2 separate regions of the Homo sapiens genome follow, and region 1 is linked to region 2. Evidence: read pairs that join two places in POLR2A ChIA-PET (ENCODE). Cell type or tissue: GM12878. All regions are shown on one strand. Each heading gives the region's core, and the rest is flanking DNA. Links, peaks and the distances in the headings are about the cores only. Region 1 overlaps KLHL1 (kelch like family member 1). Region 2 has its middle 420 kb from the start of KLHL1.

Region 1 (4,415 bases), core at 100-4,099, 67 kb after region 2:
TTTTAATAAATTTTAGTTGTTAAATAAATCAAATGGTCAGGATGGTCTGTCTTAGGGGTGGTCACTAAATCTAAGAAATTAAGAATTGCAAGCAGAATGATAGAGCAAGTATAAAATATGTCATTACTCTCAAAACTTAAATTCCTCTCTCAAACATCTCTAACTATAATTAAATTAAATTGTTTAGCAAGTAACATGTTCCCAGGATTGTTGTTTATTTTAAATATCTATGTTTTGAAAGTATCCATGTTTTCCTGGAAAATATTCACACTTTATGCTTCCACATTATAAAGGAATATATTTTTGTAGATTGCCACAATATTTCCAAACTCTAGCTGCCTTATTATGTGATTCTCATATTTCTTGCAGCTGTGATGATTTCCTTGCAGAATGGGCTCATTAGGTAGGGTGAATAATTGGACTAGAATAATTTCAAAATCAAAATGATACATTCAACTACTTCCTAATGGTTACTAAAAATATCTTTATAGATGCAGCAAGGTTATGAGTTTAAAAATATTTTTCTGTGTTATGTTCAGTATCAATATTAAAACTGCATTCTAAAAATAATTATCTAATAGAAAGAAAAGAAACATCTAAAGTCATTTTTCATACAACTCAAGCTTAATAATTACATGATGACTTCTGATAATTTTTAAAATGTCTTTTAGATGTTTTATGTTGCCAAAATGTACTTTTTCCAGTACATATAATTATTTATAATTTTTGGACTGTAGCTTTTTGCATATACTCCCCTTGAGAATTCTGCAGCAAAATATTTACCAGAATTTTTCTATAGAAGTTTTTAAGATAGTTTATTGAAAGAAACAAACTATCGTTAATTTTCATGTAACATGGCACATGTTAAAATCAAATATTCCCATATGGGTTATAGAACACATAACTATATCCAATGAAGATGTTGGCCTTCGAATATGGAGAAGGAATTGAAGAAGATAATCTGTCTATACAGATCATTCCCCATAATGCTGTCACATTTTAGCAAAAGGTTGAGCCTCCATAATTTCTCTGAAGCTAATTGTTATTTCTGTATCAATGCAACCAAATTAATTTGTTCTGAAAAAGAAATTATTATTTTTCTTTACACTTGTTAATATTATCCATTCAGAATATTGCTAAATATATTCTAAGCTCTAAACAGTTTCAATAAAAAAGGGTTTTAATTATGCAAAATAATAACAATGAAAAGCTAATTTTTAGTATTGCTTTACTGTTTGCCTGTTAGCCATTAATTGTATCTTAATTTGAAAAGCATTAGCCTGTAAAATGTATTTCCTTTTGTCTAGGTAGAATATATTTATTTTAAATTAATAATAATGTATTTAAATTTATTTTGATTTAATCATTGTATTAAATTACTAAATTATTATTCATCATATTAGTCACAAAATATATCTAAGTCACCAGTGGCTTCATAATATATATATGACCTTCCAGGTATAACTTATTTAAAATCTTCCTTTCAAAATAATTTGTAAAAATCGTCATCGTGTATAAAGTATCACCCAGTAAATATGTAAAATCAGTGATTAGGGTGACTGAATTCCAATGCTCTCAGATAGTTTTACTTCAGAAACAAGAAATAATTTAAGTAATAGTTCATAGAATTGAACACTTCAGTGTTTTTCTGTGCAATGAATTAAACAAAATAACTTGCATATTAAGGAAAGAAATGGATAAGTAAAATTATACATATTTTATATAAATTATAAAAATTTTCCAGTGAGATATTAAATATACATGTATGTGTGTATATATATGCATGTGTATATATATGCATAGTTTTCACAAAAATCACCCCCAAAATATATAAGCATATAATATACAATATATACAAGCACTCTATATAAATTTCTATATCTGTGTAAGTACTATGGAAATATTAACAGATTGACTCATATACTATTTTAAAATGCTGATCATGGGCCTAACACAATGTAGTGTTTTGTATAAACAGTTTTCACATAATTCTACTAAATTATGTAGCATTAAGATTTTTTTGCTTGAGCCATAGAAAAAAATGTAATTTATAGCATTTAGATATAATTTATTTCATTCTTTCTTTGGCTGACAATAGTGATTATCCATCGTGGTTGCACATTGAAATCACCTGGGAACCTTTGAAAAAATACATCTGGAATATGGTGATTCTAATTTAATTGAACTGGGATGAGGTCCAGACACAGAGATGTTTAAAAGTTCCCTGAGATGATTTTTATGTACATTCACAATTGACAATAACTGCCACAGTGAAACATGACAATAGTACTAGTATCATTGCAGAATGTCCCCAACCAATAATGTGCCTACTCTACAAGCCTCTAATATCTTTCATTCATGTCATGTGTGTATGTGTGTGTGTGTGTGTGTGTGTGTGTGTGTGTGTGTATCTGTGTTGGGAGCATGTGGGCATGTGTTATGTGTAGGTGTATGAAATCAAGGCTGTCAGGTAAAGTTTAGCAGTTTGCTAACTTTCAATTTTATTGTTATGCAACTTGCATTTCATGGATTCATTCTTCATCAATCCATATTTCCAATACTTATGATATGCCTTCTATAAGTTCATACCCTCACAGAACGCGTACAGGTGGATATGAAGGGAAAAGACAGGACTTGCTGAAGGACACAAATAGGTGCTACCTTACTACCTGTCCATGTGACAAAAAAAATGGTTCTTGTCCAAGGTGAAAAGTGATGACTGAGCTAATATCTGGGGGAAGATTAAGATTTATGTGGGGATGAGGAATTCTTGGCAGAAGAAACACTCGTGTTGTGATAAGAAGAATTAGAGTATTTCTGAGGAACTGAAAGAAGGCCGATGTGGCAAGAAAACTGGAGAGTCAAGGAAGAGGCAGAATGATGTACAATAAGGCTAAATGGTTAAAAGACCATACAGTGTGGGGCCTTGTATGCCAATATGATTTATTTTATCCTAAGAGTAATGTGAAGTTACTAATATGTTTTAAACAGAGACATGATGTATCTGCCTGTATTTTTCAAAAAATGTCACACTGGCTATGGTGTGGAAAAATGAGAATAGATGTGGCCATGCCAAATAATGTACGTGAGAGGTGATAGTGTCTTGCTTGTCCTGATGTGATGCAAGTTGACATAAGGAAAAATGAAGGACTCAGGAAATATTTGCAAATTAAGAGGATGTATTTCTTTGCTTACACTCCTCCCTCATCTATCCATCAACACAGCCTGTTATTCAAAATTACAACCTGGCAATGTGACCTTGGAATCATTATTTAGCTTCTTGTGCCTCAGTTTCTTATCTGCACAATGGAGTAGCTATAATATCTAACCCATAGTGTTGTTACAAGGATTTAATGAAGCGATATATACAAAGCACTTAGAAAAGTGCTTGGCACATCTTTAACATTATATCAGTATTCAATATGTTGAAGATTATCATAGCAATGTATCAAGAACCTACATCTTCTAACCAAGCTTCAGTCTATAGTATCACTGTAGAGATACGAGAAGAGACTATTGAAGGAATCAGTTAAAGATTTAACTATTGCTAATGCACCCCGTTGCCTCTATTTCTGAGGACTCTATCTATGTTTGATTTATCTAAGCAATTAAAAATATTGTTCCAGAATCTTCCACAAATATTGTCCTGTCAAAAATATTTTAAAAAGTAAATTAGCAAAATATATTTTGTTAATTATATTAATATGTATCATGAAAATCTCAAGGATGATTTCATGTGGTACGTAGACATTGTTTTAAAGTGCAATGTTATAACATGAAAATAAAACAAATAACAATCGTTTGCAACTTTGGGATTCTAGCTCTAAATGTCAGCTTTCCATGTAGCTAAGAGTTGTTTTCTTTTAAAACAAAAATCACAGTTGAGGTGACATTGGTAAGTGCTGTAGGGCTTACAAGCTCCAATGGGAGATATCTCAGAAGATGAGGCCACTGACCTGGGGGTTTAAAGGTTGGGTAGAATTTTGACAACCATAGATGCAAGTCATTTTAAGTGAAAGGAATCACTTGAGCGGAACATAGAAAAAAACTCAGGCTATATATGGCCATAAGCGAATAGGTATTTTATAACTGGCTGTTGTAGCAACCATTTAAGTGTGCTCACTCATAACTGAATACAGCCTCTCCGCATCCACTGCTGCCTTTGCACCAAAGCCATGCTTCTTACTAACCATTTCTGGAGAGTGACTATGCATGGTGGAATTACTAATGCAGGCCCATTCTTTTAAGACGTGGGTCTTCCTGAACTGGAGACTTTGCCTCTAGGATGCCTGGCTGAACTTTTCTTGGAAGTGTGTTGCAGTCTGAGATTCTTCCTGCCCAATCCTCCTTCCTCCCATTTTGCCTTCATGGGAGTTAGTTCTAAAGTTTCTCCCCCACTTTCTCCTGCTCTCTTC
Region 2 (4,415 bases), core at 78-4,077:
ATATTTTCACAAGGAGTACAATTAAATTACATTTCATTAAAAAGTAGCTAACACTATAATTATTGGATGTGTCTTATACAGAAATGACTAATCGTTTTTATGTATTTACTTCATCCCAGGTACTATATAAAATCATATTAAAGAGTAACAACCCGATTTCACAGATAGGAACTGGCACCTATTTAATACGGCTTTCAAGAATAAACAATTTTATGTTAGAATAAAAACAAAAGAATAAAAATAGAACTAAATAAAAATAAAATAATAATAACAATTACAGCAAACAAGTGCAACGATAACAAAAAGTATTTTAAAAAACTAAAAATGAAAATTGTATTCTTCCTAGTTGTAGATAGATGTTGAGCACTGGGAAAGGTATCATTGGATTTATTTTTTTCTAATTGAAATACAGCTATACTGTTGGCAGTCATTAACTTCAATAAACCTTTCAGGCAACCATGATTTTTTTTTAAAAAAAATTAGAATTCTGAAAGAATAATCAGAGTTTCCTAATAAGAAACATTATGCCACTAAATTGTATTGTAACAAAATGAAAATGTTAACTCACCTTCTAAATACAAAACATCACAATGTGTAACAGAAATTTCAAACTTGTTATCCCCTTTAAAGAGTACCCTTAAAAAACATCAGGATGAAAAAATTAGAAATAAAAACATGAATTTAGAAGATCTATACTATTCGGAAGTGAAAAATTTGGAAAACCTCACTGTATCAAATCTGTAAATATTATGGTTGCTTTCCTATGGACTATTTTTAGAGTTTAAAGCATAAGATCATGCTTAACGCCTTAGTAATTGAAAACAATCATCTTGACTTTTTCTCCTTTGATCTGCATTGCAATAAAAAAGGGATTTGGATAGAAAAATGAAGTCTGTAAAGAAATACATTTAATTTGTATGTTAGTATTCGGTAATTAACAAGTGAATGTTAGAAATCACTTTTCACTGGAAAAATTAAATTTGTTTACATTTTGTGGAAAAACCAAACTGAAATTTTTGGATTAGCTAAAATATTTTAGAGACAATGCCCACTCTTTCAAAAAGAGTAAAGAATCTACCAAGGTCTGTAACCTACATCTTAAAGATAGTATCTGAGTTTTGAGCCTCAAATTATCCTGTGTTCATATATTGGAATAGGAATCGTTTGGTTTTCTGATACTGGCTATAAATGTCATAGTTAATTCTTGTCCTTGGAAATACGTATTATCTACTCTACTTGACCTTTCATTCAAAGAGGTAGTATAAAAAGACAAATAGCTAGACTTCGTTGAGCCTACAAAAAATAGATGAATTGTTTCATACCTGTATGGATGTAACTTTTTGCTTAAGAAATTCTCAAATGTGGCAGCATTCAGTTTTAAGACTTGCTTCTTTTATAATATCATAGCAAAATTATGGCAGGTTAGTTAACATTCACCTAACTCAAATTTCTATTTTGCTACCATTATTTACAAAACAAACAAAACTCAAGCATTGTACCTCATCAGATTAACAGAGTAGTTCTCAAGAATCCAATTTATAACTTTTGCTTGTATTTTTGATTCAGGGTTTTAACTAGAAAACAGTAAGATAATTTTGCTGAGTTATAAAGAATATTTAAATGTATAACTGGCCTTACTATATTTATCCTATTTTTTATTTTCCTGCTTCCATCTCAGTGCCAACCAGATGACAGTGGAAAAACCAACCAAAGTCTGCCAAATATTTAAGAGGTATATTTGAGCCAATACTAGTGACCACAGCCCAAGGTTGGAATGAAAGTTTCATAAATGAAAGAAAAAAGCTCTTTGCAACGGAGAGGGTAGCCCAAGTGGGTTGCTGTTTTTACAGTTGAATTCAAAAGCTTTTACAAAAACTCTTCTCACCTCTGTGGCTGTTTGAACAACTTCTCTTACCTGGAAAGCTGTCTGTATGATTCCCTCTTATGTATGTACTTGTGGGTATGTCTCAAGGTAGGCACAATGCACAGCTTCTCTTGTTTGTATAACTGTGGGTTAGCTCTAGGTAAGCCCCCCTCCTCCCTGTGTAAGTTCCCACTGAGCCCACTGTGTATATGGCTGAAAAGGGGAGGAAACTTTTTCCTGGGAGCTCACTAATCACACAAAGAGCAAAAGGCTTCTGTGCTGGACTCTGCCTGCTTATCTGTGCAGGTGCACCTTGAGTTTTCCCCGGGCTGCTCTATTTTTGCCTGTAGCTGTGGTTTTTCAGGCAGGCTACTTCTCTCAGCCTTAACTGTTTACCTAATTGAATTTTCCTTTTCTTTTTCCTCACTTTGAGTTTCCCTATCAATTCAATAACTTGCCATAAATAGTTATTGTTACATTTCTAAAGGCCTTTTGTATTTGATTTTTGTTTTGTTTTGATTTTAAATACTTTTCAAGTGTTTGCTAAGGACTAGTCACTGAACTGTAGGGGCCAGGGGAAACTTTCCCTTCACGCTCTGACAGTTTGCTGAACATCATCTGACAAAGGTCAGATTAATAGGAGAAATGGCATACACATTTATTTGATCATAATTTCAGGTGACATGGAAGCCTTCAGAATGAAGACTCAAAGATACAGGGGAAACTGTCCGTTTTTATGCTTAGGTTAAACAAATTATGAAAAGCCATGGAGAAATATTATTGGAGGACAAGGGTATAATCTAATGCTAAAAGACTGGGTAATGAAACACAACAAGGTCTGTTTGTTTAGATTTTTCTTGGCCTCTGCGTGCCACATTCTTTCCTTCTGGGTGTGGGGCAAGGCCCTCTCTGGAATGGGGTTTTTATGACCTACAATCAAATAAGTTAGGCCAGACTATTTCTCTTCTTTTTTCTCTTTTACTTTCAACTTTTCTTGTTTTTAGAGATGAGGTTTCACTCTGTCAACCAGGCTGGAGCTCAGTGGGCTTAAGGGATTCTCCTACCTCAGCCTGCCAACTATCTGAGACAACAGGCATGCCCCACCATACCTGGCTAATTTTTTAATTTTTTTTTTTTTTTTTTTTTTTTTTTTTTTTTTTTTTTTTTGTGAAAAGGTCTCATTATATTGCCCAGGCTGGTCTTGAACTTCTGAGCTCAAGTAATATTCCTGTCTCTGCCTCCCAACATACTGGGATTACAGACCTGAGCCACCACACCTGATGAGATAATTTATTTACGGCCAATTTTTACATAGAAAGGTGGGGGAAAGTAAAGATCATATTTAATGACTGGCTTTAGAGGAAAGGGGTTCTGATTTCTATGATCTGTCTTGGACAAGAGGGATTCTAGTTACCTTGGTGAGCCCAGCAGGAGAATGAGAGGCCAGACAGGAGGGCAGGAGAAGGTCAGAGAGAGCTGCTTCTGAGGCCTTTATTTGGGGGTGTTGTTTCCTGAAACACTGAAGGGCTAAGCCATTTAAATATTTTTTACAATTAACCCTATCAATGTATTCACAGATGATTTTGACAATTAAACCTCTCAATATAATTATAGTTTAGGAAACTCAGAAACAAATAAGGTTTCTAAAGTTCTATGTCTGGAAAAAGGCAGAACCTAGACACAAGGTTCACATAATAGGGGATGTTGATGTCTTAGGTTTTGGAAAAATTAGCATCACATTACATATTTATATGTTAAAACATGATACTTCTTTTACTGTGGAATCACCTTAGCTTTTCTTTTAGTATATTCTTTGTGTGATCTGAATTCAAATTATAATTTTTAGCTACTAAGAAAAACTCCTGAATATATAAGAAAATGTTTTGTTGAAATGTATTATTGAACTTGCTACAAATGAAAGAAAAATATAAACTGGCCGGTAGTTCATCCAGTAATTACTACTATTTGAATTTTGATCCACAATTTATAGTTCCAAAGAAAATAAAAGTAGGTTAATTGATGCATATATTGTTTCTTTTTCTGAAAGACTTACAGAAAAAAGGTACCCTAAATTTTTCCAAAGATAAGCTACTTAATACAGTTAACATAAATTCAATGACATTAAATGGTTTGCATTTCCTAGGCTGTATTAATCAGAGTTCTCCAGAGAAACAGAACCAGGTTCTGCTTATAGATATATCCAGTTTTCTAAACAGAACATGTGTGTGTGTGTGTGTGTGTGTGTGTGTGTATATATATGTGTGTGTGTATGTATATATGTGTGTGTGTATGTATATATGTGTGTGTGTGTATATATACACACACACACATATATACATACACACACACATATATACATACACACACACATATATATTCCCAGAAGATATTTTGGGAATTTCTTCACTGGCATTTTATATATAATCTCTTTAATATAATCTATATATATATAAATATATATATAATCTATATATCTATATATAATCTCTATCTATATATAATCTATATATCTATATATAGATCTATAGATATCTATATATAGATAATATAT

Evidence for each region. Peaks named below come from ENCODE experiments on the same cell type or tissue, not always from the same donor. Only the 100,000 strongest peaks of a DNase experiment are listed, where the experiment ranks them.
Region 1: POLR2A ChIA-PET joins it to region 2 with 5 read pairs; 2 of 35 experiments call an interaction of 5 or more read pairs at or near these places.

Annotation. Positions count from the first base shown.
Region 1 is chr13:69,748,741-69,753,155 of GRCh38, forward strand. The region is part of intron 7 of KLHL1 (kelch like family member 1); the gene reads right to left. Among named protein-coding and RNA genes, the nearest start is that of KLHL1, 360 kb to the right of the region's middle. In GM12878, for the core only: no CTCF peak of the experiment used is centred there; no DNase peak of the experiment used is centred there.
Region 2 is chr13:69,682,021-69,686,435 of GRCh38, forward strand. No RefSeq gene overlaps it. Among named protein-coding and RNA genes, the nearest start is that of KLHL1, 420 kb to the right of the region's middle. In GM12878, for the core only: no CTCF peak of the experiment used is centred there; a DNase peak (open chromatin) is centred at 2,469; H3K4me3 peaks cover 627 bases.